Linked DNA regions of Homo sapiens: region 2 is linked to region 1. A link is a loop called in an ENCODE intact Hi-C map of the cell type or tissue named here. Cell type or tissue: heart right ventricle. All regions are shown on one strand. Links, peaks and the distances in the headings refer to the core of each region. The heading gives the core; the rest is flanking DNA.

Region 1 (15,130 bases), core at 3,790-11,789:
TATACTTTGCAAACCTGAAGAGGACATAAAAGAAAAGTTGCTGTTAATTAAATTAATTGTGTATTTATTCAGCATGATTTGTTGAGACCTAATCTGTACCAAGTCTTGGAATTTAGAGATGAACTGAAACTCACTGCTTGATGCAATTATATAATATGGTGTGACTGGCAGTATAAAGATGCACATTCCCAGAGCTATGGAGCCCAGAGAGGGGAGAGGCTGAGCAGGCTCCGGGAGAGTAAAGGTCATTTTCCCAATAAGTTTGCAAAGATATGTACACCAACTTGACCAAGAGGAAAGCAAAGTTCAGGCCAGGCAGAGAGGCTACCTGTGCTGAAAGGAGGAAAGGAGACGAAAGTGTTTGGCATCATTGGGAAAGAGCCAGGATTGGGCAAAGATGAGGCCAGGAATATAACAGGGATGGGGGGCATGAATTGCAGGCTATAGAACTTGGATTTTATTCCATAGGCACTGAGAACTAAGGAAGGTTTTTATGTAAAAGGTAAATGGAATCTTAATACTATATTTCAGGATACCAAATTTAGCATGATTATGATGAATGATAATATTAATTATTGTAAATGATAGTGGTGATAAAAATACAAATAAATCCATCCATCGTAGGTCAAAAATGATGGGCTATTACTCTCATGATCATATTGCACTATATATGACTCCATCTTAGTGGACTGAAGCAGGAGATTCTCCTGCTGGCTTTGAAGAAACAAATTGCCATGTGGTGACCTGCTTATGGAGAGGTCCATGTGGCAGGGAACTGCGGGTCGTCTCTAGGACCTGTGGTTGGCCTCCAGAAAACAGCCAATAAAAACAGCATCTTCTGTCATGTATCTGCAAAGAAATGCATTCTCCCAACAACTCAAATGATCTTGGAAACAAACTCTTATCCAATTGAGCCTCCAGATGAGAACACAGCCTGCCTGACAACTTGTGAGACCCTGAACATACAATGTTTGGTTTTCCATTCCTGAGTTACTTCATTTAGAATAATAGACCCTGAGCAGAGCTAAGTTATGCCCAGACTCCTAACCCATGGAAACTATAAAATAAATGTGTATTGTTTTAACCTGCCAGTTTTATGATAATTTGTTATACAGCAATAGATAACTAATACAGATTCTCCTAAATGAGCAGTGCAGGAATCTGCTTCTGGGAGACTATTATAGTTAACGTTAAGGATTACAAAACTGCAGATATGCCTGCTTTACAAGCTGGTATCATCTGCAGCTACCCACAAAGTGGAATTTGAGAGCAAGTGCTATCCCACCAGGTGTTCCAGCCCCTAACAGCCCTCCATTGCATGTTGGCAATTGGAGAGTAAACTTCTTCTTTTTTTTCTTTTTTTTTTTGAGACAGTCTCACTCTGTTGTCCAGACTGGAGTGCAGTGGTGTGACCTCAGCTCATTGCAACCTCCAACTCCCAGGTTCAAGTGATTCTTGTGCCTCAGTCTCCTGAATAGCTGGGACTACAGGTGTGCACCACCACACCCAGCTAATTTTTGTATTTTTAGTAGAGATGAGGTTTCATCATTTTGGCCAGGCTGGTCTTAAACCCCCAACCTCAAGTGATCTGCCCGCCTCAGCCTCCCAAAATGCTGGGATTACAGGCCTGAGCCACTGCACCTGGCCTGAGTAAACTTCTTAGAGTCTTAGAGGCAAGGCAGTTAAGGAGAAGAGCAAAAGCTTAGTAGTCAGATAGGCCAGATACTACCATGCAACTTTTGCCTATATTTATCTTTGTGTGACTCAGTTTTTTCATCTGTAGTGTTGGTGTAATCTACTTAGATATATCAAGAGGGTTTAAAAAAATCAAAAACTACCTATGAGGTACTATGCTTATCACCTGGGTGGTGAAATAATCTGTAGGCTAAACATGATATAGTTTACCTATAAAACAAATCTGCACATGTACTCCGAACCTAAAAGTTTTATTTATTTATTCTTATTAATTTAGTTTAATTTATTATCGTTTATTTTTTCCATAAGTTATTGGGGTACAGGTGGTATTGGGGTACATGAGTAAGTTCTTTAGTGGTGATTTGTGAGATTTTGGTGCACCCATAATGTGAGCAGTATACACTGAACCATATTTGCAGCCTTTTATCCCTCACCTCCCTCCAACTCCTGCTCCCAAGTCCTCAAAGTTCATTGTATCATTCTTATGCCTTTGGGTTCTCATAGCTTAGATCCCACATATCAGTGAGAACATACAATGTTTAGTTTTCCATTCCTGAGTTGCTGATTTAGAATAATAGTCTTCAATCTCATCCAGGTCACTGCAAATGCTGTTAATTCATTCCTTTTTCCATATATATATGATGGAATACTATACAGCCATATATATATATATATGATGGAATAGTATACAGCCATAAAAAGGAATGAATTAACATTATCAGAGTTTCTTTATCCACTCGTTGATTGATGGGCATTTGGGTTGGTTCCATGATTTTGCAATTGTGAATTGTGCTGCTATAAACATGCTTGTGCAAGTATCTTTTTCGAATAATGACTTCTTTTCCTTTGCATAGATATCCAATAGTGGGATTGCTGGATCAAATGGTAGTTCTACTTTTAGTTCTTTAAGGAATCTCCACACTGTTTTCCATAGTGGCTATACTAGTTTGCATTTCCACTAGCAGTGTAGAAGTGTTCCCTGTTCACCACATCCATGCCAACATCTATTGTTTTCTGATTTTTTTGTTTGGCCATTCTTGCAGGAGTAAGGTGGTATCACATTGTGGTTTTCATTTGCATTTCCCTGATCATTAGTGATGTTGAGCATTTTTTTCATATATTTGTTGGCCATTTGTGTATCTTCTTTTGATAATTGTCTATTCATGTCCTTAGTCCACTTTTTGATGGGATTTTTTGTTTTTTTCTTACTGATTTGTTTGGGTTCTTTGTAGATTCTGGATATTAGTCCTTTGTCAGACGTATAGATTGTGAAGATTTTCTCCCACTCTGTGGGTTATCTGTTTACTCTGCTGACTGTTCCTTTTGCTGTGCAAAAGCTCTTTAGTTTAATTAGGTACCAGCTATTTATCTTTGTTTTTGTTGCTTTTGCTTTTGGGTTCTTAGTTATGAAATCCTTGCCTAAGCTAATGTCTAGAAGGGTTTTTCCAATGTTATCTTCTAGAATTTTTACAATTTCAGCTCTTAGGTTTAAGTCCTTATTCCTTCTTGAATTTATTTTTGTATAAGGTGAGACATAAGGATCCAGTTTTATTCTCCCACATGTGGCTAGCCAGTTATCCCAGCACCATTTGTTGAAAAGGGTGTGCTTTCCCCAATTCATGTTTTTGTTTGCTTTGTCAAAGATCAGTTAGCTGTAAGCATTTGGGATTATTTCTGGGTTCTCTATTCTTTTCCATTGGCCAATGTGTCTATTTTTACACCAGTACCACACCATTTTGGTGACTATGGTCTCATAGTATAGTTTGAAATCAGATAGTGTGATGCCTCCAGATTTGTTCTTTTTGCTTAGTCTTGCTTTGGCTATGCAGGCTCTTTTTTGCTTCCATATGAAATTTAGAATTTTTTTTTCTAATTTTATGAAGATAATGGTGGTATTTTGATGGGAATTGTATTGAATTTGTTGATTGCTTTTGGCAGTATGGTCATTTTCACAATATCGATTATGCCCATCCATGAGCATGGGATGTGTTTCCATTTGGTCGTGTCATCTATGATTTCTTTCAGCAGTGTTTTGTAGTTTTCCTTGTAGAGGTCTTTCAACTCCTTGGTTAGATATATTCCTAAGTATTTTATTTTATTATTTTTTGCAGCTATTGTAAAAGAGATTGAGTTCTTGATTTGATTTTCTGCTTGGTCCCTGTTGGTGTGTAGAAGAGCTACTGATGTGTGTATATTAATCTTGTATCTGGAAACTTTGCTGAATTTTTTTTTTATCAGTTCTAGGAGCTTTCTGGAGGAGTCCTTAAGGTTTTCAAGGTAAACGATCATATTGTCAGTAAACAGTGACAATTTGACTTCCCCTTTATCGATTTGGATGCCCTTTATCTCTTTCTTTTGTCTGATTGCTCTGGCTAGGACTTCCAGTACTATGTTGAAGAGGAGTGGTGAGAGTGGGCATTCTTGTCTTGTTTAGTTCTCAGAGGGAATGTTACCAAAAATATTACCAAAAATAAAGAAGAATTTTTTTAATGATAAAGAGATCAATTCAGTTGTAAGACATAACATTTACAAATTTGTATTCACTCATATCAATCTTTAAAATATATAAAATGAAAATTGAGAGAAATAAAAGGATAAATGAAAAAAATAATGGAAATAAAGGATAAATAATGGAGAAATGAAGGATAAATGGGAAAAAAAAAACAGAGCTTCCACCACTACCACTTCCCGTCCATGTTCCCAGAACATTGTCCTTTTGATGGAAAGCTGTTATCTGAGTGCGGGTAGTTTATTTGGAAGGAGGCCCCAACAAATTTTGCTAGATCTGAGACACAGAGGGGAGGGAAATATCATCAAGCCAGTTGCTATTATAAGCTACTGGAGCTCAGTCCCATGGAGAGCCCTGGGTGATGGTATGGATCATGACTAAAGGCTGAACCAACAGAGAAGCAAGGAAGCTGTACTATGTCAGAGGGCTGTTCACAGGGGCATTGATTCTATGCCCTCTGCCTTGCCCTGTGCTTGGGCCAAATAGACTCTTATGACCAGAAAAAAAGAAAATTACATGTGCTCACTTTGTGTTAAGCAGCCTTTGGTGTGCAGAGGTTAATAATGAAGGCATGTGGGCAGAGCTTCTATAAGGACAATTATAGGGGTAATACCCTGTACCTCTCAGAGTTGTTGTGAGAATAAATGATGTAAGTGCCTGGTGCTTGATATATATAAATTTGTTTTTTTTTTTTTTTTTTTTTCAGAAAATCAGGCCAGGCATGGTGGCTCACAACTGTAATCCCAGCACTATAGGAGGCCAAGGCAGATGGATGGCTTGAGCCTAGGAGTTTGAGACCAGCCTGGGCAGAATAGTGAGACCCTATTTCTACAAAAAATACAGAAAAATCAGCCAGGCTTGGTGGCATGCTCCTGTAGTCCGAGCTACTCGGAAAGCTGAGGTGGGAGAGTCACTTCAGCCTGGGAGATCAAGACTGCAGTGAGCAGTGATGAAACTACTGCACTCCAGCCTGGGTTTCAGAGCAAGTCCCTGTCTCAGAAAGAAAAAAAAAAGAAAAAAGAAAACAAGTCAGTATTTTCCCCCCAAAGAAAGGCTCATGGGAATCTTACAAAATGAGGTTTTAGGAACCAAAATTACTTCATGTAGTACTCTCTAGTAAAGGCAGAGGATGCAAATGTTGCAGTGGGTCTCTGGTCAGCCGCCATGAGTCTCTTGGATCTAACACTTGCTCTCTTCAGACTTCAGTTTCCTCATAAGGTGAGAACAAGGCTGTATCTCAGTGCTCTGGGCCTGCTCACACATCCTGCTCATATGAATGTGAGAGCCACACCAGCCCTCTGGGAAGTAGTCCCTCAAACAGCAGCCCAGTGCAGGGGGAAGGATGCAAACACTACAGGCAGATCAGTTTAATCCACTTTTGGGCAGGGTGACCTTAGGAAAGCCCATTTCCTTCTGCCTCAATTGTCACCTCTGTAAAATGGAAACAATAATATTTATTTCCGTGGCTGTTTGGAGGATTACATAAAATAACAAATACAGTGGCATTCCATTTTTCTGAGGCAATTATGTTCTATAAAGTCACTGCAAACACTGAATTACTGGAATAGTGAGCCATTGCTCTTACTGGAAATACAGGATTAGGTTCCTGAAAAATCTCTGGTCACAACATCTTTGTCAACTGATCAATACATAACCATGATGTATGTGTGTTTCTTTTTAAAGGTACCTTATTTAATATCATTGTTGATTCATTAATATTAAACTCATGCCTAAGAATACTTTAAGTCATATCTGAATGAAGCGTATCTAATATGTATATTCTCTCTGAAGGTACATCACTGCTCTCTTGCACTTAAACACACCAGACAGCACTTCAGCACTATATCTGGAGACCATTTCAAACAGTAAAATCTCCAATAAAAGCAAAAAAAAAAAAAAAGTGAAATTTATGGCACTAAATAGACTGCAGAAAGGACACCTGTTGATAGGATGAGAGCTGAAAAAAAAGGTAGAGGGCCGCAAGTGATGGCTCACACCTATAATCCCAGCATTTGGGAGGCCAAGGAGGGTGGATCACCTGAGGTCAGGAGTGTGAGACCAGCCTGGCCAACATGGTGAAACCTCATCTCTACTAAAAATACAACAATTAGCTGGGCATGGTGGCATGCACCTGTAATCCCAGCTACTCAGGAGGCTGAGGCAGGAGAATCTCTTGAACCCGTGAGGAGGAGGTTGCAGTGAGCTGAGATCACGCCACTACACTCTAGCCTGGGTGACGGAGTGAGACTCCATCTTGGAAAAAAAAAATAAAAGAAAATAAAGAAGGTACAGCATGGCCTCGCTCAGCTGGGAATGTGTGTGTGCATCAAGCAACTATTTTTTTTTGCTGTTCTGTGCTTGTCTGTGAACAGCCATGAAAATGCCGAAACACTGCACATGTTAATATTGGGGTTATAAGTAAATTTAGCGAGTAAGCAAATTTGCAAATATGGAATCTGCAAATAATGATTTGACTGTGCTTAGTAATTGGCCAGTAAAAAACTGGCAGCTTATTATATTATCATCAGGGAAAGCATAGGGTCTGGTAAAGATCTGTTAGGGTACACTAGGAATCCAAACTCCAACTGGTGCCCATAGGAGTGGGAGGGAAATCTGCAAGTGTGGAGCCCCTCAAATCAATGCTCCAGGGAGCCTTGAGTCCCTCTGTCACCTCTCGGCCAGGTCTCCAAGAACTCCCTAACTCCTTGGACTTAACTCTTGGATCTCCCTGACAATTGCAGTAGGTGAAAACTCCAGGGCCGCAGCAGGAGGCTGCTGCATTTGATGTCGAGGCTGTTGGCCCTCTCTATGCCTAGGATAAGCCCCGTTTGGCCTGGTCCAACTCAACCTGGCTCAAACGGCTGCATGCCATTGCTCGTAAGCACAGGCCTGTATCCTGCCATTGTTCTGGGAATGACCACGGTGGGACCGACCGGCAGGAGAATAGCACTACAGATAGGGAGTGTGTTTCCAAACTGCAGGGTCACAGGGAAAAAGAAATTGACCTGTTCCACATCACACCACCCCCTTCCTGCTCTCCACCCTAACTCTCCGGTCAGGTGACCAGAGAAGCCCCAGGGGGTCCTTAACCTGGATTTGTGCACTTTCCCAGGAAGCCAGCAGGAAAAGAAAGGGAACTCCCATTTCTCAAGCCTTTCTCTGTGCCAAGCCTGGTGCTTGCCACTTTCCATTTCCTGCCTCGTGGAGTCCTCCCAATAACCCTGCAGTGTCCAGACCATCCTGGGTTTCAGATGAGGAAACTGAGGTTCAGAGTGGCCCAGTGAATAGCAATGAATGCAACCCCATTTGACGTTTGGCAGCATTAACTCATTTTGAGCCACAATGCGGGATTCTGTTACAGAGACTTTTCAAAGAGCATAAAAGAGTTGCATAAAAGCGACTTCACAGGGGCCCTGTAACAATCATTAAGATAAAATATAATAATAATAATAAGAGCAATAACGACAACTTCTGAGTGTTTTCTAAATGAATAAACTATACTAAGTGCTTTACATAACTTTCCCTCAATTAACCATTTCTGCGACATTCTGAGTTATGAATTATCATTATGCCCATTTTACAAATGAGGTATCTGAGGCTCAGAGATGTAAGCTGACTTGCCTGGGGTTACGGAGGTCATAACTTAGAAAACAGGGGAGCGGGGGACTAGAATCCAGAGCCTCTCCTCTTACTTGTCACGCTAGAGGCTGGGGCCAAAGTGGGGCCCCTTTCTCATTCTCAATCCCCCTCCCATACCCTCGGTGTCTCTTTCATCTCACAGTGCGACAGGCAGCAAAGGTTGCCAGGAGCCCCAGTCCCTTCGTCTGCAGGAAGAGGCCAGAGCCTTCTAAACCAGAGGTACTGTGCTTGCTGCTGCTGCTGCCTGGTTATTCCCATCCCTTCCTGCTCATTAGCCTCATTCTCTTCCTCATCCCCACCAGTTTCATCCCCATCATGCTACAGGGCTCAAAAGATTCCTACTCTCCCAGCCTCCTTTTGGCTCCAACTTGTTCATTTTTAGAGTTTCTTGTAAGCTCCAGGACTTCTGTTCTGTTAGCCTTTGTTTCCACAGAGAAGGACAATGAAAGGACCTACCATTTATTGAAGTCCTACTGGATGCTGGGCACTGTGTTAAGCCACCATGCCCAGTGATGAGTATTACTACCACCCTTTTACAGACGAAGTCACTTGAGAAAGATCAAGTCACTTCCCCAAGATAACAGTGGATGATTCTCATAGAGCTAGAATTGGAAACCTGGAAAAGAATTACTGAGGAATCCTTGGTTTTGAAAGAATATCATCTGCTTCCTTTTCTCTCCTCCATTCCCTTCCTGCTAGTGTGTTCATTAGTGTTTTAATGGGGTGGTTTTCTTAGGGGGACTATGAATTTGGAGCTTTCATCTGATGGCCCACCAATACTTGCAATGGGATCAATGAGCTCTTCACACTCAGGAGGTACCCAAATTGCATGCACATAGAGTTTCTAAGTATTTCTTGATCATCTCTCACTGCAAGGCCAACACAGAAGCACGCATACAATCCCAGCATCTTCTCTCCTGTCCTGATCTTGGGGGTGGGCGGTGAGGGTAATAGTTAAATTGTGGGAGGTAAGGCAGATGGATGGGAGGTGCTGAGCTCCTGACTTGCAGCCCTCATTCACGCCCTGGCTGATGCAGGCTTCCTCCCACTTGCATTGTGCTGACCACATGGCCTTGTCATGGAAACATAGACTGGAGCCTCATGAGCAGGCCAAATCTCTCCCTCCCTCAGGACACTGCTGGAACAAGAGGCTGTGGAAAGCCTCGTTTGGCACTGGGAAAGGTAGTCTTGGGCTTTGGAGCCAGAAAGACCAGGGTTGTGTGGTCAGTGCCACAGTTTATCTGAGTGACCTTGGGTAAGTCACTCTACCTCTCTGAACTCCAGTTCCCTCACCTATAAAATGGAGAAAATAATGCAAACGTTATAAGGCCAGGAATTTAGCAAAAGTATGTATTTTGGTAATAAACCAGGTGCTCAATAGATGTCATTCTCCCTCCTTCTCTTCCTCTTCAGAGCAGGATTAGGGTGAGAAGAGCTAAAAGAAGGTGTCCAAATCCACTTTTCATCAGCCACCTTAGGACAGAACTAATTCCCTGCCCAAAGGCTCCTGGCCAGAATGACAATCAGTCCAAAGCTGAAGAGTCTTCAACTGATCAGAGGCATAGATGAGCTTAGCCCACCTTTTGCCTTCCTGAATTAAAATAAAACCTCTCACTAGAGATACTAAGGGAAATCCTTTAGAAGCTGAAGTCAGTGAGAATGAACACAATAAAGAATTTTGGACATGGTTTACATTTTATGCATGCTATTATTAAATGTTGAGTAAAATAATATGTTATCTTGAGTAGGGATTAAGACCAGAGGCCCTGGAGGCCATATGTCTATACATTCAAATTCCTGCTGGCCCTCTTATTAGCTGAGTGACCTCAGGCAAGATATTTAATCTCTTTGTGCATCAATTTCCTGATGTGTTGATAGTAAGAATGAAATCTACCTCATAAAGTTGTTATAAAGACTTAAGAAATTATTATATGTAAAATGCTTGGAGTACTGAATAACACATAGAAAGTGCTCAATAAATAATATTTGTTTATGTATTTTATTTTACTGAGGTAGAGACTGAGTCAAAAAAAGACTAGATAGATGCCTCAGGAAAAAAGGGAGAGAAGATTCTACTTCATTAATTAGTATTCTATGTTGTTTTGTTTGGCAGCTGCTTAATTAAAAACTTCTGTAATCTTGATTAGAACTATTAATCAGTGTCAATGATTCTTTATAAATTGTGCCAGGAGTATGAGTATTAAGGTTTTGCATTTATTAGGATGAAAAATTGCCCCCTTTAACCAGTAGTTTTATAAAACTGTTAAGAACTGGAAGAGACTTTGAATATAGGAGATTGAGAGGATTGCTACCAGTAAGGCCATGGACAACTTGCTTCTGCAGAGTGATGTTGACTTGAAGTTTCACAATTATATAACCTTCATTCATTAATTTATTAACTCAACCACATTTCATAAACAGGCACTTGCATTAGGCACTGTAGCAGGCCTACAAATAGAGAGAAAAGAAGGCCAGTCCCTGATCCCACAATGCTTGAAGTCTGCTGGGGAGATAGAAGTGCAAATGGACCATGACTGCATTGTGATCAATACCTTAATGGAGACACAAATGAGATACCGTGAAGGTGCAAGTAATGGAGTCCCAAGTCCATCAGGGGAGGCTTCACAGGGTAGTGAAGGTCATGCAGTGCATTCATGGCAGTGATAGACAGTTATCCTCACCCAGTGTTCTCTCACTGCCTCATGCTGGCTTTCCTACCAAGCATACCTCAGTGAAAGGTCCCATAACCTGAGAGCTAACTGAATTATTGAATGTTTATTAGGAGTCAGGCACTGTGCTAGGCACTTCACATAAATTATCTTATTTAGTTATTGCATTGGCCTTACAAGGGAAGTGCTATTATCTCCAATTTATAGATGGGAAAAATTAGACTCAAAAAAGGTTAAATAAATGTAGTAAAATCACGCAGCTGGTGCAGAGTAATGGCTGAGCTGTGGCTTAAATGCAGGTCTCTCAGGGTCTGTATGAGTCTTTTCTCACAGCTATAAAGAACTACCTGAGATTGGGTAATTTATAAAGAAAAGAGGTTTAATTGCCCCAGTTCCACAGGCAGTACAGGGGGCATGGCTGGGGAGAGCTCAGGAAACTTACAATCATGGCAGAAGGGCAAAGGGGAAGCAAGTACGTATTCACATGGTGGCAGGAGAGAGAGAGAGAGCAAAGGGGGAAGGGCTACATACTTTTAAACAACTAGAACTCATGAGAACTCACTCTCTATCACAAGAACAGCAAGTGGGAAATCTTCCCCCATGATCCCATTACCTTCCACCAGGTCCCTCCCCCAACACTGGGATTACAATTCAACGTGAGATTTGGGTGGGACACAGAACTGAACTATATCATTCTGCCCCTGGCCCCTCCCAAATCTCACGTCCTTCTCACATTTCAAAACCAGTCATGCCTTCCCAACAGTCCCCCAAAGTCTTAACTCATTCCAGCATTAACTCAAAAATCCAAGTCCAAAGTGTCATCTGAGACAAGGCAAGTTCCTTCCACCTCTGAGCCTATAAAATAAAAAACAAATTAGTTACTTTCAAGATACAATGGGGGTACAGGCATTAGGTAAACCTGGAACAGAGAGAAATCAGGGTTTTTAGTGTGTTTGGCAGAAGACATTTCTAGAGAAATCGACCAAAACAAAGGGACCACAGGCTGCATGCAAGCCTGAAACCCAGCAGGGCAGTCATTAAATCTTAAAGCTCTGAAATAATCTCCTTTGACTCATGTCTCACATCTAGGGCATGCTGATGCAAGCAGCAGGGTCCCATGGCCTTGGGAAGCTTCACATCTGTGGTTCAGCAGGGTACAGCCCCCTCAGCTCCTTTCATGGGCTGGCATTGAGTGCCTAAAGCTTTTCCAGGCACATGGTGCAAGCTGTTGGTGGATCTACCATTCCGCGGTCTGGAGGATTGTGGACCTCTTCTCACAGCTCCACTAGATAGTGGCCCCGTGGAGACTCTGTGTGGGGGCTCCAACCCCACATTTCCCCTTCACACTGTCCTAGTAGAGGTTCTCCATAAGGGCTCTACCTCTGCTGCAGACTTCTGCCTGGATATCCAGGCATTTCCATACATCCTGTGAAATCTAGGCAGAGGATCCCAAACCTCAACTCTTGCAGTCTGCACACCTGCAGGCTCAACACCAAGTGGAAGCCACAAAGGCTTGGGGCTTGCACCCTCTAAAGCAATGGCCTGACCTGTATATTGGCCCCTTTTAGCCATAGCAGCAACTGGAGTGGCTGGGATACAGGGCACTATGTTCTGAGGCTGTACGGAGCAGCAGGGCCCTGGACCTGGTCCATGAAACCATTTTTTCCCTCCTAGACCTCTGGGCCTGTGATGGCAGGGGCTGCTATGAAGGTCTCTGAAATGCCTTGGAGGCATTTTCCCCACTGTTTTGGCTATTAACATTTGGCTCATCTTATGCAAATTTCTGCAGCCATCTTGAATTTCTCCCCGGAAAATGGTTTTTTCTTTCCTACCACAAAATCAGGCTGCAAACTTTCCAAACTGTTATGTTCTGCTTCGCTTTTAAATATAAGATCTCTTTACTTGTGGAAGTGAGCGTAGGCTTTTAGAAGCACCCAGGCCACATCTTGTATGCTTTGCTGATTAGAAATTTCTTCTGACAGATATCTTAAATCATCTCTCTCAAGTTCAAAGTTCCACAGATCCCTAGAGCAGGGGCACAATGCCTCCAGTCTCTTTGCTAAAGCATAGCAAGAGTGACCTTCACTCCAGTTCCCAGTAAATTCCTCATCTCCATTTGAGACCACCTCAGCCTGGACTTCATTGCCCATATAACTGTCAGCATTTTGATCCCAACCATTTAACAAGTCTCTAGGAAGTTCTAAACTTTCCCTCATCACCTTATCTTCTTCTGAGCCTTCCAAACAGTTCCAAACTCTGCCCATTACCCAGTTCCGAGGTCATTTCCACATTTTCAGGTATGTTTAGAGCAATAGCCTGCTCCTGGTACCAATTTTCTGTATTAGTCCCTTCTCACACTGCTATAAAGAACTACCTGAGACCAGGTAACTTATAAAGGAAAGAGGTTAAATTGACTCACATTTCCACAAGCTGTACAGGAGGCACGGCTAGGGAGGCCTCAGGCAACTTATGATCATGGCAGGAGGGAAGGGGAAGTAAGCATGCCTTCACATGGCAACAGGAGAGAGTGGGCGAAGGGGGAAGTGCTACACACTTTTAAATAACCAGCTCTCATGAAAACTCATGCACTATCATGAGAACAGCAAGGGGGAAATTCACCCCCATGATCCAATCACCTCCCACCAGGTCCCTCCCCCAACACTGGGGATTACAATTCAACATGAGATTTGAGCCAGGACACAGAGCCAAACCATATCAGGATCCAGTCCCTGTGCCAGCAAGGCTAATCAACTAGCTCTATTATGTTTTCACTGAGTCTATAATTCCACCTGAAGTAGAACCTTTACCCAGATGCCCTGTCTGAAAAGCCTGGGCTTTAAGATTATGTGATATGGAGGAAAGAGCTTAGGATTTGAAATGGTTTGCATTGTCCTATTGCCTTCTAGCCATAAGGTGCTTACTACCTAGAACCTAAGCTTAATCTTATGAAAAAATGGGCCTAGTGACATGCATATCTTTTCTTGGGGTCTTATGAGGCTTCCATGAAAGAAAAGAGAATAATTCTAAGACAGTATTTTATAAAAGTAAAATGTATGTTAAAGTATGTTATTGGAGAAGAAGTGTATTTTATAAAAATAAAATTTATGTTAAAGTATGTTATTGGAGAAGAAGTGTATTGGACAGGCAATGGAAAGTATCCTAGCTAGTTTAGGCAGAAAAACAATTTAATGTAAGGAAAATGATGTGTACAAAATCGTTGGAAGTTCTAGAAAATGAGCTCTAGATTAAAAGATAATTTTGAAATATAGTTTTTAGCATTTAATTATTATTAGTTTTTTGAGACATGGTCTCACTCCATTGCTCAGGTTGGAGTGCAGTAGTACAATCATGGCTCACTGCAGTCTCAGCCTCCTGGGCTCAGGTGATTCTCCCACCTCAGCCTCCCAAGTAGCTGGGACTACAGGTGCAAACCACCACACCCAGCTAATTTTTAAAAATATTTTGTAGAGACAAGAGACACAGTAATTGAAAAGAAAGAGGCGGCTCTCCCTCTCCCTCTCCCTCTCCCTCTCCCTCTCCCTCTCCCTCTCCCCCTCCCCCTCCCCCTCCCCCTCCGTCTCCGTCTCCGTCTCCGTCTCCCTCTCCCCACGGTCTCCCTCTCATGCGGAGCCGAAGCTGGACTGTACTGCTGCCATCTCGGCTCACTGCAACCTCCCTGCCTGATTCTCCTGCCTCAGCCTGCCGAGTGCCTGCGATTGCAGGCACGCGCCGCCACGCCTGACTGGTTTTGGTGGAGACGGGGTTTCGCTGTGTTGGCCGGGCCGGTCTCCAGCCCCTAACCGCGAGTGATCCGCCAACCTCGGCCTCCCGAGGTGCCGGGATTGCAGACGGAGTCTCGTTCACTCAGTGCTCAATGGTGCCCAGGCTGGAGTGCAGTGGCGTGATCTCGGCTCACTACAACCTCCACCTCCCAGCCGCCTGCCTTGGCCTCCCAAAGTGCCGAGATTGCAGCCTCTGCCCAGCCGCCACCCCGTCTGGGAAGTGAGGAGTGTCTCTGCCTGGCCGCCCATCGTCTGGGATGTGAGGAGCCCCTCTGCCCGGCCGCCCAGTCTGGGAAGTGAGGAGCGTCTCCGCCCGGCCGCCATCCCATCTAGGAAGTGAGGAGCGCCTCTTCCCAGCCGCCATCACATCTAGGAAGTGAGGAGCGTCTCTGCCCGGCCGCCCATCGTCTGAGATGTGGGGAGCGCCTCTGCCCCACCGCCCCATCTGGGATGTGAGGAGCGCCTCTGCCCGGCCGAGACCCCGTCTGGGAGGTGAGGAGCGTCTCTGCCCGGCCGCCCCGTCTGAGAAGTGAGGAGACCCTCTGCCTGGCAACCACCCCGTCTGAGAAGTGAGGAGCCCCTCCGCCCGGCAGCTGCCCCATCTGAGAAGTGAGGAGCCTCTCTGCCCAGCAGCCACCCCATCTGGGAAGTGAGGAGCATCTCCGCCCGGCAGCCACCCCGTCCGGGAGGGAGGTGAGGGGGGGTCAGCCCCCCGCCCGGCCAGCCGCCCCATCCGGGAGGGAGGTGGGGGGTCAGCCCCCCGCCCGGCCAGCCGTGCCATCCGGGAGGGAGGTGGGGGGGTCAGCCCCCCGCCCGGCCAGCCGCCCGGTCCGGGA
Region 2 (15,130 bases), core at 4,668-12,667, 100 kb before region 1:
TTTCCTATTAATAGAAATTTAACTGTTGGGTGGCTCCTGCCTATAATCCCAGCATGTTGGGAGGCTGAGGTAGGTGGATCACCTGAAGTCAGGAGTTCGAGACCAGCCTGGCCAACGTGGTGAAACCTCATCTCTACTAAAAATGCAAAAATTAGCCAGTTGTGGTGGCTCACATCTGTAATCCTAGCTCCACGGGAGGCTGAGGCAGGAGAATTGTTTGAACTTGGGAGGCGGAAGCTGCAGTGAGCCAAGATTGCGCCACTGTACTCCAGCCTGGGCAACAGAGTGAGACTCCAATCCCCACCCCCACCCCCCCAAAAAAGAAATTTAACTGTTCAATATTTTTGCTATTACAAGTGAACAATTAGATCAATATCCTTAACTTACATCATTGTTCATTTGGCTAGTTATCTTAGGATAAATTCCTAGGAGTAAAACTTCTGGATTTAATAGTTACACAATTAAAATTTTGATGTTATTAAACTGTCCTCCAGAAAGATTAAATCAATTTGCACACTGTGATGATCTTGTTTTTATTTATATTTTTATAGCACCTTGGTGCATTTGAATATATATATATATATATTTTTTGACAGAGTCTTGCCCTGTCGCCCAGGCTGGAGTACAGTGCTATGATCTTGGCTCACTATAGCCTCTGCCTCCCAGGTTCCAGCAAGTCTCCTGCCTCAGCCTCCTGGGTAGCTGGGATTACAGGCGCATGCCACCACACCCAGCTAATTTTTGTATTTTTAGTAGAGACGTGGTTTCACCATGTTGGTCAGGCTGGTCTCGAACTCCTGACCTCAGGTGATCTGCCTGCCTTGGCTTCCCAAAATGTTGGGATTAAAGGCGTGAGCCACTGCACACCAGCCTGAATATTCTTTTATATGTTTAGTACCATTGTATTTCTTATTTATTTATTTATTGAGACAGAATCTCACTCTGTCGTCCAGGCTGGAGTTCCAGGGTAGGATCTCGGGTCACTGCAACCTCTGCCTCCCAGGTTCAAGCGATTCTCCTGCCTCAGCCTCCCGAGTAGCTGGGATTACAGGCACCTGCAACAACGCCTGGCTAATTTTTATATTTTTAGTAGAGGTGGGGTTTCACCATGTTGGCCAGGCTGGTTTTGAACTCCTGACCTCAAATGACCCACCCGCCTTGGCCTCCCAAAGTGTGGGAGTTACAGGCATGAGCCACCATGCTCGGCCTACCATTGTATTTCTTAATTTATGAATTTCCAGTTAATACTTTTTGCCCATTTTTCTGTTGAATAAATTTGTGTAAGTTTTTTGTAAGTGTAATGACATTTTATCTTTTATATATGTTACACATACATTTTTCCCCCAGTGTGTCAATTAAACTTCTTCATGGTCATTTGCTTGTTTGTTTTGGTTAATCGTTTTTGCTTATTAAAGTTTTCAATTTTTACATAGCAATTCTATTCATTCCTTTCATCCTTCATTATATGTAATGGTTGTCATATGGAAGAGGATTAGACATCTATGAAGAAGACAGAATCAGTCCAATGGGAGAAAGTTGCAGCATGGCAGATTTTTACTAAAATAACAAACAACTTTCTCCCAATTAAGACTGTGAGATACGGAATACGCTGTCTCGCAGGTAGTGAGATCTCCATAATTAGAGGCTGTTAAGCATGAATTGCATGACCACCGACAGTGATGCTGTACTGGATGAGGCCATATGGCCTCTGGCATCCTTAATTATTTACAAGGCAGATTTTTAATGGAATGCCAATAATGTAATTCTAATTGTTTTTCCCAGAGAACTTTTTTCAAAACTGCAACACCATGCAAAATTTGGGGTTTCCAGGAGCAGCTGGACCAAAGTTGATGTGGCAGATCAGGCAGCACTAAATGAAAATAGCTCAGAACCACTGAAAATTATAAGAAAGCATACCAGGACATTGTTAGTGGTCATATGCTTGTCATTCATGAGTTTTACTTTCATCACCATGCATCACCTTCCAGCCACAGAAATATCCACTGAACCATACAAAGCTCATAGGAGTTGACCTCTCATAACTGGGAATGCAGGTGGATGTAGGCAAAACTGACTTCCTAGCATAAGTCAATTGTGGGCATGGCCAAGTCTTTTGAGAGTAACAGAGCAAGGTGGTGCCAGGCATGAGTATCGAAGCAATCTAGTATAATACTGCTATTGTAAAATTGGTAGAGCTGAATTACATAAAGGAGAGGAAAGTTCTCACTAAATAAGTCTCAGAATAGGATAAGGCCCTATGAGTCTTAATCCATCTCACTATATAGTTATTCCCTTTTTGACCTTGCGTTACTACTGCTTGATAGGCAGAATTGGAGAAAATAGGGTCAAACTTAGACCTGCAAGAATGCTTTTACTTTCTATGAATATAAAGTAATTGAATGAATAATTACATAATTGAATGAATTATTACATTCATTCAATAATGTATAATGAAACACTATGATGTGCAAAGCATTGGGAATTCAGCAATGAACAGGAAAGATAGCAGTTCACAGCCTAGAGGGGAAGCCACCTTTAAACAATTAATGACATCATAGGTTGTGAAAGATACAAGGTGCTCGGGTCGTTCACAGCCATGGCACTGAAACCTGTCCAGGATATCAGAAAAGGCCTTCTGGAAAGACTAAAATTAAAGCAGAGATTTAAAGAAGGAGGAAGAGGTGCTGCCCATGAGAAGGGAGGACAGGAGAAGAGAATAAAATATGGGGCTGCACAAGTATTTCAGGGGAATAAAAACACCTGTAAAAATCCAAAGCCAGAGAGAAATTTAGATTCACGCCTCTCTGGAGTGGTATTAGGCTGTTTCTGATGCATGTGATGTAGTAGCAAGAACCAAAATTTAAAATGAGAGTTTGGCTGGAGTTTGGTTCCCAGCCTTGCTAGTTCCTGAGCATATGACCTTGGCAAATAACATAATCTGTCTTCAAATAACATAATCTGTCTTGACCTCAAGCTTCTCATCTGCCAAATGGCGATAATAGCACCTGCTCCACAGGTTGCTGTGAGAATGGAATTAGCTAATAGATACAAAATTTTGGTCAGTGTGGGGCTAGGTTTTAAATAAGCCTTACTGAAGCTGTCAGTGACCAAAATCTATTCTTTTCACCTAGCCCAAATCTTTCTTGCTATCTGTGAATATACATCAACTGGATTGGTTCAACAGAGTTTTACTCAGTTTCTACTTTGGGTCATTGTAGATTCAGGCACTGTGAGAATATGAAAGAAGTGTGCCACAGGGATCGAAAAGTAGAAGTTAGTTTGGAAGAGAAGGTTAGTTTAAAGAGGTGTTTGTCTCTTAGTGTTTTGTTGTTTTTTTTTTTGATTTTTTTGAGACGGAGTGTTGCTCTGTCGCCCAGGCTGGAGTGCAGTGGTGCGATCTTGGCTCACTGAAACCCCTCGCTCCCAGGTTCAAGTGATTCTCCTGCCTCAGCCTCCTGAGTAGCTGGGATTACAGGCACCCGCCACCAAACCCAGATAATTTCTGTGTTCTTAGTAGAGACAGGGTTTCACCATGTTGGCCAGTCTGGTCTTGAACTCCTGACCTCAGGTGATCCACATGCCTCGGTCTCCCGAAGTGTTGGGATTACAGGCGTGAGCCACCGTGCCCAGCCTATCTCTTATTTTGTATGTATATCTTCAACTCCATCTGGTCTACGAGCTTCCGCAGGAAAGGATCTATAAAATAGGTCCTCTCTTTAATCCCAGTAAGATTCCCAAGTGTCTGATTTAGAGTAAGTGCTCAGCAAATCCCAGTTAAATAGAACAATGAAAGTTTGGGAATTTACAGCAGATTTTAAACGGTAGCAAACACATACATAGATTAGAGGGGTTATCAGAAGGAAAACCTGTGTAAATCAGGGAAGGTTTATAGAGGTAAGGTTGGAAGGTTCAGCTTTTGTAGATGCTGTCAAAGAACTTTCAAAGTAGTTGTACCTTTTTATTTTTCTACCAGCAATGTATGAGAAATGAATATAGAGGGTACTTTTAGCCTTTTTAATTTTAGCTATTCTGGCAGGAGAGGAGAGATATTCTATCATGGTTTTATTTTGCATTTTCTTGGTGACTAATGATTTTGAGCATCATTCCATATGATTGTTAGCCATTTGAATATCCTTTTTGTAAAGTGTCTGTTCAAGTCTTTTGCTCACTTTCAAAAATTATATTGACTATTTTTATATATTATGAATGCAAGACCTTTGTTGGATTTATGGACTGTGAATCTCTTCTCCGAGTATGTGGGTCAACCATTTACTGTTCATGGTCTCTTTCTATGGAAGAAGTTCTCAATTTTAACAAAAACCAGTATGTCGATTTTTTAAGGGTTAGTTCTTTTTGTGTACTATTAAAGAAATCCTTACCTAATCCAAGATGATAAAGATATATTCCTATTTTTGTTTTAGTTTTATTTTAGGTTTGGGGGTACATTTGAAAGTTAGTTAATGTAGGTAAACTCATGTCATGGGGGTTTGTCTTACAGATTACTTCATCACCCAGGAATTAAGCCCCCAAAATATGGGACGCTTCACAAATTTGCATGTCATCCTTACAAAGGGGCCATGCTAATCTTCTCTGTATTGTTCTCATTTTAATAAATGTGCTGCTGGAGCAAGCACAAACGTTTTTTAATGAAATCTTTTTTCCTCAATCAAAAAGAAATGCATGAATATGGTTTAAAAAATTCAAAGAGTCTGAAGGATAATAAAATTACAACTAAATCTTCTAATTGTCATGACCAAGTTCTCCCCAAAGGCAACCACTATTAACACTTTTTTTATACAGGCTTATAGATATTTTCTAGATATATATTTATAAAAATATATGTATGAATATTCCTTTTACTCATTCACCAAATGGTACATATTAATAAGGCTGTCCTGTACCTTGCTATTTTTGTTCAACAGTGTATCTCAGCGATTTTTCCCTATTGACCCCTTTGAAATGACCTCACTCCTTTTAAAGGCTTGCAGATAATTGTTTTGTATACAAGCTTTATAATTTAAAGCTACTGACCCCTCCTAAAGGGATGAGTTAGGTTGTGTTTAGTCTTTTCTTATGACAAACAGTGCTGCAATAAACATCCTTGTGCATAGGACTTTGTGTGAGCAATGAAATGACTTGTTCCAAGGGTATGGATGTTTATAATTCTGTTAACTCTGGCCAAATTATCAAAAAGGTTATATTGGCTTATATATACTCCAGCAGCATGTGAGGGTGTATTTCCTTTCTCTGGAGGGGTAGAATTTTTTTTCTTTTTTTTTTTTTTTTTTTTTTTTGAGATGGAGTTTTGCTCTTGCTGCCTAGGCTGGAGTATAGTGGCATGATCTCAGCTCACTCTCACTGCAACCTCCGCCTCCTGGGTTCAAGCAAGTCTCCTGCCTCAGTCTCCTGAGTAGCTGGGACTGCAGGTGCCCGCCACCACACCTGGCTAATTTTTTTTTGTATTTTTAGTAGAGACGGGGTTTCACCATGTTGGTCATGCTGGTCTCGAACTCCTGACCTGAGGTGATCCACCCACCTCAGCCTCCCAAAGTGCTAGGATTACAGGTATGAGCCATCGCACCCGGCCGGATTTAAATAAGAAGAGCAATGAAGAGAACACTTTTCATAGAAGGAACAGCATAAACAAAGGCTTACAGTGGAGTTTTCCAACCTCGGCACTATTGAGTGTTTTGGCTGAATAATTCATTGTTGTAAGGACTGTCCTGGACATTATAGGATGTTTAGTGGTATCCCTGGCCTCTACCTACTAATGCCAGTAACAAGCCGCCCTCTCTGCCCCTTAGGTGTGACAACCTAAAATGTCTCCAGACGCTGCCAAATGTTTTGTGGGGGACAAAATTGCACTGGGTTGAGAATCATGACTTAGAGGTTGGGATGATCAGGGGTCAGGCTGTGGGGGGATTTGTGTTTGTGTGTGTGCATATGTCTATACAAGTGCACAGTGAGCACAGGGTAAAATCGAGAAGGCTGGTGGGGTGTTAACCCTAGAAAGCTTCAGAGTTAGTCTGAGGAGAGATGTATTTCTTCTCTTGCTTTCCTCTCCTTTCATAAAAAACCACATGGCGGAAACCCATCCCTTTTTTTTTTTTTTTTTTTGGTTAGGAGAGAAAGCCACACACTAACCCTTCATCCTCTTCGTTATTACTGAGCAACCCAGGGCAGGCGCTTTAAGTGCATACAGGTTGTTCATGATCTTTAGTATCATTGTAATCTCACAACAACACATGGGTGTCCTGATCAACATGCGAAGGGCTGGTCTACAGATGGGGAAATAGAGGCTCAGGGAGAGAAGTTGAAGCCATTGTCCTTTCTGGCCCTTGTGTGGCTGCATGTCTCCACAGCTCTACTCTGACAGGCTTGAGCAGCCGGCTTTGCTGCTGCCATCACTGAAAGCCCAGTATAAAGTCATTTGGATGATTTTAGTCATTATTTCCATCATCTGTTGAACCTCGGAATAGGCTTTAAGTCATTATTCTTTCTCTCCTCACGATTTGGTTTATTTTTGGAAGTGAAATCAATGGATTGTCTTTTGCTTTCTTTCAGAAACCTCTTTGCTGCGTTTCTAACCACACCCAGGAGTAGGCATGTGGTAGATGCTCATGGAATGTATGACAGCCCCTCTCTGGCTCAGTTTCCTAATGGGCCAGATGATAACTACGCTCCTGTACTGTGCAGGTCTCATTGTGTTATTATTAAGTTCACTGCTTGGCAGAGATAACATGTTAACTCATAGTAATAAATAACTATGAATATGTGACTTCAGCTTCTAATACAGTACCTAGTCCATAGTAGGAGCTCAGTAAATGTTTGTTGAATGATGAAGTATATAATCACATGGTTATCTGGGAGCAGTACCACCCAGGCAAGCGGAGCACCTGCCTTAGGTCCTGGGCCTCAGGTGTCTTGCACTTTATTTATTTATTTAATTTTTTTTCTTGAGACAGAGTCTTGCTTTGTCACCCAGGCTGGAGTGCAGTGGCACGATCTCGGCTCACTGCAACTTCTGCCTCCTAGGTTTGAGTGACTCTTGTGCCTCAGCCTCCCATGTAGCTGGGATTACAGGCGTGTGCCACCATACCTGGCTAGTTTTTGTAATTTTGGTAGATACAGGGTTTCATCATGTTGACCAGGCTGGTCTTGAAGGGGTCTTGTACTGTAGAATGCTGTCCTTAACATCTTCTAAGCCCTTCCAGTGACCAAGACTGGCCAAGGCCAGCAGTGCCAACCAGACAGGGTGCTCTAGGCCCAACCTCCACCATGTCAGCCCCTGTCCCTGTTTTCTCTCCTTTGGAATGCTCTTCAATTCGCTTCTTAGTACAGGGGGTCGACCAGATGCCCTAGGAGACCTCTAAGGTTTACACCTATGAGATTGTCTCAGGGACCCCTGACCAGGCCCAATTCCAAAAGGGCTACTGGGAGAAAGGATCTTTACTTCCAGCCAGAGAGTATTTCTTTTGCAGTATCACATGAAGTTGGGTGATCAGAATGCTGCTTAAAGATTGATTTTAGGTAACTCAAATTATTTATATATACAGGGACCCCACAGAAAACATTTGCATAGGCCTTCACATGCCTTAGGGCTAACCATGTCTAATAGATCATCATTCATTCATTCAGGCAGTCATTCAATGAATTCATGCCTTCAACTGACCCCTCAATTAACTAGTGTAGGCCCTATGATAAGTGCTATGCTATTATTATTATTATTATTAGCAGAGTGAACACATGCATCGGACCCCAGGCAAAGAAGTGGAGAACACACCCAGTGTGTGAGTTGGTTAGCAACGTACAGTAGGTCATTCCCACAGAGGACATAACATTGGAACTTAGGTCTTAAAGAACGGCCAGAATTTTTCCAGGAGGGACACGTCATGTTTACGGAGGAGAAAATAATTCTATGGGTCTAAAGGCTGCAGAGAGGGCTGGGAAGAGATGGCACACGAGCTGGAAAGACAGATGTGGCCACAACATGAAGGACCTGTTGTCAGGCTGAGGTTTCTGCACATCTTTTCTGAAGACATTAGAGAGCAATTAAATGTTTTTTAGCCAGGAGGGAGATGGTTAGATATCTAGATTAGAAAGTTCATCCCAAGGGCTGGGTGTGGTGGTTCACGCCTGTAATCCCAGCAATTTGGGAGGCAGAGGCGGGCGGACCACATGGTCAGGAGTTCAAGACCAGCCTGGCCAACATAGTGAAATCCCGTCTCTACTAAAAATACAAAAAATTAGCCAGGAGTGGTGGCAGGTGCCTGTAATCCCAGCTATTTGGGAGGCTGAGGCAGGAGAATCACCTGAACCTGGGAGGCGGAGGCTGCACTGAGCCAAGATTGCGCCACTGCACTCCAGTGCGAGACTCCGTCTCAAAAAAAAAAAAAAAAAAGAGAAAGTTCATCCCAATTGGCTGTGGGCTGTGTGGATATTGGGTTGGAGGAAAGCAAAACAGGAGTCAAGGTGACTCCTCTGGAAGGTCCAGCCAGGTACAAGGCAACCAGCGCCTGGTGAAATGTGGCAACCCCAAGAAAGGAGGGGCTGGGAAGTCACAGATAGTTCCCAAACTCTGAAAGATTCTGAGAAGCAGAGTCAATATCTCCTCTCCACGAGGTTGGCTTCTTTTGTAATCCAGCTGCCTGGCTGAGCACTTTCTCTTTTCTTTCCTTCCTAATCACTTTCCCCTTCTCTCCTAATCTGATGACATGAGACCAGCTGTTGAAACAAGACTCTCTTCTGGATGGAGAGGAAGCTGAAATCAACAGTATCCTAGGCAGTCCATGCTTAGGAAGACCTTCCCAGAAAAGCCTGCAGAGCCTAGGTGGAGGCAGGGATTATGTGTTCAGTCTGCATGGAAAAGCTTCTGGACTTATCCCAAGGGGCTCGGCTGAGCAGTTCAGAGACCTTCAGAGTGGCCTCAGGCAGGTGGCCCCAGCTTCTTCGAGAGCGCAGGAGAGGGGCCTGTGGTTTCTCTTTCATGACATGCACCCACTGCGCTGGTCCGAGAACCCCCTGCAGGATTCGTCTTCGCCCCAGGGTGTATGGATCCCCATCAGGACTGGTTGCATCTCTGGAAATGACCTCAGTCTTTGGAATATTTGTTCTTTTTGGCTTATCAAACAATGTCCTCATTTTGCCAGAGGAAAAGGGAAAGAGACTCTCTGAATGAGCAGGCCATCCTTTGTTCTGGGCCCATAAATCTGGCGCGAGCACATGTCCAGCTTTCCCGCCCCCCACTGCATCATTGTCCCACTGCTGATTAATAGGTCAGAGCTAACTTTAAACTGGCATTTCCTGACCAGCCCCTCTCCCTGCCTTCGACCCTGCCTGGCTGTTCTTTAAAAATCTGCTGTATTTTAGAACATGGTTTCACTCTGTCCCGCGGCCTCCGCCTCACACTGTGTTCCAAGGTGACTGCGTTAAGTCTGGTCAAAGCAGTCTGTGCTATTCCTGAGTTGGCAGAATAAGGGCTGAGGCAGAGGGGTGGGCGCACAGCTGAGTTCGGACTGTCTCAGGGTGTTTGAGCCACCGCTGGCCTATCTAGTCTCAGAAGCACATACCAGGGCATGATCAGAAGGGCTGCGTGGAGAGAGGATGTGACAACAAGTATGACATGGTGTTTTATTTTGCCTTTGTTTTTCTTCATGTCCTGCGACTGTGTGGTGTCTCAACCATGCAAAATAATGTAGAAGAGTGGGTCCCAACATGAAGATGTTCTTGATGTTGACTGAGAAAGGTAGGATACAAAAGTTGAGTATCTCTATTATCTAGCCAGATAGTTTTTATGGTAACTATGTTGTACTTGGTTAACAAGGAGGTATTCCTCAAAAGTGGCTTTAGTTTGAGTTGTCTCTTTTGTTTTGTTTTTGGAGATGGAGTCGGACTTTGTCATCCAGGCTGGAGTGCAGTGGCACGATCTCGGCTCACGGCAAGCTCCTCCTCCTGGGTTCAAGCAATTATCATGCCTCAACTGCCCAAGTAGCTGGGATTACAGGCACGCGCCACCACATCTGGCTAATTTTTGTATTTTTTGTAGAGATGGGGTTTCACCGTGTTGACCAGGCTGGTCTCGAACTCCTGACCTCATGATCCGCCCACCTCAGCCTCCCAAAGTGCTGGGATTACAGGCGTGAGCCACCGCGCCCGACCTGAGCTGTCTCTTAACTCTGGGCTAAGCCACAGCATCTCCACCTATGACTACAACCTCCTGCTTGTCAAGAACCCAGTTAATAAGAATTCCAACGGCATTTCCTACCTTAGGCAGTCAGGCTGAAAACCAGCTCATGGGACAGTAACGGCCACATATTGAAAACCTACTGATATCAGGCTGCAGCAGAGGGAAGCTAAAGCATCTTACGCAGATTATCTCACTTAGGAGTTGCAACAACACATTGTTATCCCCACATTACAGGGAGGACATGAAATTCAGAAGAGGATAAGAAGCTGGTCCACGGTCATACAGCTAGTCCGTGAGAGTGGAAATGTCAATCCAGGTGTTTCTGATGACAGTAGCTGTGCTCTTCCTAGTGTTCTGTTTTCCTGATGGCCAACCTAGGATTCCAAAAACAAAATTACCTTGCAAAATGCTCAAGAAGCAGCCAGGCACGGTGGCTCACGCCTGTAATCCCAGCACTTTGGGAGGCTAAGGGGGGTGGATCATGAGGTCAGGAGTTTGAGACCAGCCCGGCCAACATGGTGAAACCCCGTCTCTACTAAAAATACAAAAATTAGCCAGGCGTGGTGGGGCATGCCTGTGATCCCAGCTACTCAGGAGGCTGAGGCAGGAGAATCGCTTGAATCTGGGAGGTGGAGGTTGCAGTGAGCTGAGATTGTGCCATTGCACTCCAGCCTGGGTGACAGAGTGAGACACCATCTCGAAAAAAAAAAAAAAAAAAAAGTTAAAAAAAAATGCTCAGGAAGCTCAGCGAGAGACAGACCTTCCGCATGTCTGCATCTGCTGGTAACTGAGAGCCTGGCTGGAAGGCCGGGGAGGTTGAAAAAGTGATGAGTTCCGCTGTGCAGCCACAGGGGTATCCCTTACACTCAATGAATATGCCTCTTTTACTTCAGCTTGGGGTCTGAGACAACTGCGTACTTCTGGACCCCTAAGCCTTTCACAGTAGTGACATCAAGGATAATGAAGCGCACAGAGCTCTCGTGGCCTGTTTCTCTGTTTTTCCCCCACATTGTCAGCTGCCCAGGAAAATGGATTCACCGTAAATAAACAGGCTCCCAAGCATCCAACAGAAACAAACAATGAGTGACATTGAGCAAATCTAGTTAGTATCTTCAAAAATCCTGGTTTTGGGAAGCCCTAATTCCTTCCACATTTCAATCACTGGACTCTTGGAATTAATAGTGTTCTAGATTGGTGGCACAAAAGACTGAGATACACTGAAATCACTCATGAGACATTTTTTTAAAAAGGCAAAATAAAACAATCTGTTATCCTTGTCACACACCCTCTTTCTGTGCAGTCTCCCAGTGGTGTTTAGGTGTGATCATCCAAGATGAGATGTGCCAGAGTTACTATTGAAACTTTTGAAATTATGATATCCAAAAAGAAAAATACAAAAACCACCCTCAATCTCATCACAAAGATAAATCTGTTGTTGACATTTTGGTGTATTTTTCTGTAGTGTGTGTGTGTGTGTGTGTGTGTGTGTGTGTGTGTACACATCTATCCATAGGGCCAGACAATAGATACACCATTATGCCTTCGAATCCATGAGGCACTGGTTCTAGGACCAAAATCCACAGACATTCAAGTTCCTTATCTAGATAAAATGGTGTAGTATTTGCATATATCCCATGCGCATCCTCCCATATACTTTAAATTATCTTTAGATTACTTTTAATACCTAATACAATGTAAATGCTATGTAAATAGTTGTTATACCATATTGTTTAGGGAATAATGACAAAAAACTCTGTATGTGTTTAATACAAACAAGGCCATCCTTTTATTTATTTATTTTAATTTTGTTTTTTTTTTTTTTTTTTTTTTTTTTTTTTTTTTTTGAGACGGAGTCTCGCTCTGTCGCCCAGGCTGGAGTGCAGTGGCGCAATCTCGGCTCACTGCAAGCTCCGCTTCCCGGGTTCACGCCATTCTCCTGCCTCAGCCTCCCGAGTAGCTGGGACTACAGGCGCCCGCCACCGCGCCCGGCTAATTTTTTGTATTTTTAGTAGAGACGGGGTTTCACCTTGTTAGCCAGGATGGTCTCGATCTCCTGACCTCATGATCCACCCGCCTCGGCCTCCCAAAGTGCTGGGATTACAGGCGTGAGCCACCGCGCCCGGCCTGTTTTTTGTTTTTTGTTTTTTGAGATGGAGTCTCTTTCTGTTGCCCAGGCTTGAGTGCAGTGGCATGATCTTGGCTCACTGTCACCTCCGCTTTCCAGGTTCACGGAATTCTCCCTGCCTCAGCCTCCCGAGTAGCTGAGATTACAGGTGCCTGCCACCATGCCCAGCTAATTTTTTTTTTTTTTTTTTATGGAGTCTCGGTCCCATCACGCAGGCTGGAGTGCAGTGGTGCGATCTCGGCTCACTGCAATCTCCACCTCCTGGGTTCAAGTGATTCTCCTTCCTCAGCCTCCCAAGTAGCTGGGATTACAGGTGTCCGCCACCACACCCGGCTAATTTTTTTATTTTTAGTAAAGATGGGCTTTTGCCATGTTGGCCAGGCTGGTCTCGAACTCCTGACCTCAGGTGATCCACCCGCCTCGGCCTCCCAAAATGCTAGGATTATAGGCATGAGCCATTGTGCCTGGCAGCCCCCCTAATTTTTGTATTTTTAGTAGAGGCGGGGTTTCTCCATGTTGGCCAGGCTGGTCTCGAACTCCTGGACTCAAGTGATCTGCCTGCCTCGGCCTTCCAAAGTGCTGGGATTAAGGAATGAGCCACCACGCCCAGCCGATTCTAAAATATTTTTGATCTGGGATTGGTTGAATCCATGGATGCAGAGCAGAACCCCCAGATACAGAGGGCTGACTGTACTCAAATAGGATTATAATATACATACCCTTTTGTATGCTGCCTCACTCAGTCAACATCAAGAACACCTTTCTGCATCAGTACCTTCTTCCACAACATCATTTTGCATGGTTGAGTAGTATTCTGTTACATGGATGTATCATAACATTTTAAACCCACTTCCAATTTTGCTGACTACCGATTTTGGTTAGTCTCAAGCATTTATTTATTGAGTCCTTTCCATGTGCTGAATGCTTTGCAAATCCAATGACTTGATGGGAGGCAGTGCCTGGTGATGGAGAGGCTTCCATTCAAATTCCATCACTGTTCTTTACTAGCTCTTTGACTAAGTTACTGAACTTCTCTGGGTCTCAGCTACCTCCTGTGGAGAATATGGGTAATGGTACTCTCCTTAAAGGACAATGGTAAAAATGAAGTGAGAAAAGATACAGAGTGTGGCCAGCAAATGGTAGCTGTCACTGCTGCAGTGGAGGGTGTCCTGTCCCACTTGAGGGAAAGTGGTCAGAGACAGTGTCTGTGTGGGACTCAGAACCCAGGGTTAGCCCTGAAGGGACACAGTTGGGCTGAACAGACAAAGTGGGGAGACTTGCAAACACCTGCTTTGGAATCCATAATCCATTGCCCTGGGCCTCTGCTTTCGTTATCCAATATGGAGCCAGGAGTCTGGGGAAGGACAAATGGTAGAGACTGCAGTGGAGAAGTGCTATTGACAAATTTGTTGGCATCCGGGCACTGAAGTGGGAATAGGAACTGTGGACCTTGCCGGCTGGGTTTGCTTAAGGTTATGGTGCTCCAGGTTGACTGTGGAGGTGACTCTAGGCCTTTCAGCTTCCTCCAGCTAAGCATTAGATAGGAGTTAAGGGCTTAGGTTGGAAAGTCTCAGACAGATCTAAGATCCAGTCCCTGCTCTGTCATTTCTCTGATATTCAATCTCCTTATATATAAAATTGAGACAATAATACTTCCTCGGCTTGTTGTGGTGGCTCACACTTGTAATCCCAGCACTTCGGAAAGTGGAGGTGGGTGGATCACCTGAGGTCAGGAGTTCAAGACCAGCCTGACCAACATGGTGAAACCCCATCTCTACTAAAGATACAAAAAATTAGCTGGGTGTGGTGGCGCATGCCTGTAATCCCAGATACGTGGGAGGCTGAGGCAGGAGAATTGCTTGAACCTGGGAGGCGGAGGTTGCAGTGAGCTGAGATGGCGCTACTGCACTCCAGCCTGGACGACAGAGCCAGACACCATCTCAAAAAAAAAAAAAAAAAAAAAAAAAACCAGCCTCATAGGGAGGCTATGAAGATAATGTGAGCTAATGTATGTGAAGCTGACACCAGCTCAGGGCTAACCTGAAAACATACAATAGGTGGTGACTGCAGGTTTTCTTATCTACTTGTCCTACTTTTCCCACCTGCTCAAAGAAGCTGTACCTGCCGGGCATGGTGGCTTATGCCTATAATCCCAGCACTTTGGGAGGCTGAGGCGGGCAGATCACCTGAGGTCAGGAGTTCAAGACCAGCCTGCCAACATGGAGAAACCCTGTCTCTACTAAAAAATACAAAATTAGCCGGGCGTGGTGATGCATGCCTGTAATCCCAGCTACTTGGGAGGCTGAGGCAGGAGAATCACTTGAACCCAGGAGGCGGAGGTTGCGGTGAGCTGAGATCATGCCATTGCACTCCAGCCTGGGCAAAAAGAGCGAAATTCTCTCAAAAAACAAACAAACAAACAAACAAACAAAAAACAAAAAGCTGTACCTTCCAAAAAGCCTCTCCTTGGTTCATGCAGATTTTGCCAATGGCCTGGTGTTTAGAGAGGAGGCAACGGCAGGAAATCAGGGATGAAGGGAAAAGGGAGGACGAAGTCTGAGCTTGAATCCTTCAAACAAACCTTGAGATTCAAGGTTCTGTTCCAGGCTGGATAGAGACTACTGGGAGATGGCTATGATCTGTGACCACACAGCTGGTGTGAGACTCGGGAGAGATGCTCTGAAGAAAAAAATAGCCCAGCAGCCTTGGGATTTTACACAATTTTTGCCTGGAGAAAGGATGCAAACCCAGACAACTTTTTGAGGTTTTTCTCCAGGATCTGCAGATGGCTTTAACACCAAGGCAGTGGTTCTCAAAGT

What was found. A loop is a pair of places that touch in the nucleus more often than their neighbours do. Peaks named below come from ENCODE experiments on the same cell type or tissue, not always from the same donor. Only the 100,000 strongest peaks of a DNase experiment are listed, where the experiment ranks them.
Region 2: a loop joins it to region 1, with 3 times the contacts of the local background. A loop is called at or near these places in 2 of 110 quality-filtered maps.

The regions. Positions count from the first base shown.
Region 1 is chr9:107,761,276-107,776,405 of GRCh38, forward strand. The region is part of intron 2 of LOC105376208 (a long non-coding RNA gene); the gene reads left to right. It overlaps LOC105376209 (a long non-coding RNA gene), which reads right to left. Exons shown (of 3, transcript XR_930230.3): 3 at 1-14. Among named protein-coding and RNA genes, the nearest start is that of KLF4, 280 kb to the left of the region's middle. In heart right ventricle, for the core only: no CTCF peak of the experiment used is centred there; a DNase peak (open chromatin) is centred at 7,206; H3K27ac peaks cover 3,252 bases.
Region 2 is chr9:107,658,613-107,673,742 of GRCh38, forward strand. LOC105376205 (a long non-coding RNA gene) reads left to right here. Exons shown (of 9, transcript XR_930217.2): 9 at 6,565-6,715. It also overlaps the pseudogene RNU6-996P. Among named protein-coding and RNA genes, the nearest start is that of KLF4, 180 kb to the left of the region's middle. In heart right ventricle, for the core only: no CTCF peak of the experiment used is centred there; DNase peaks (open chromatin) are centred at 8,995 and 9,379; H3K4me3 peaks cover 960 bases; H3K27ac peaks cover 1,737 bases.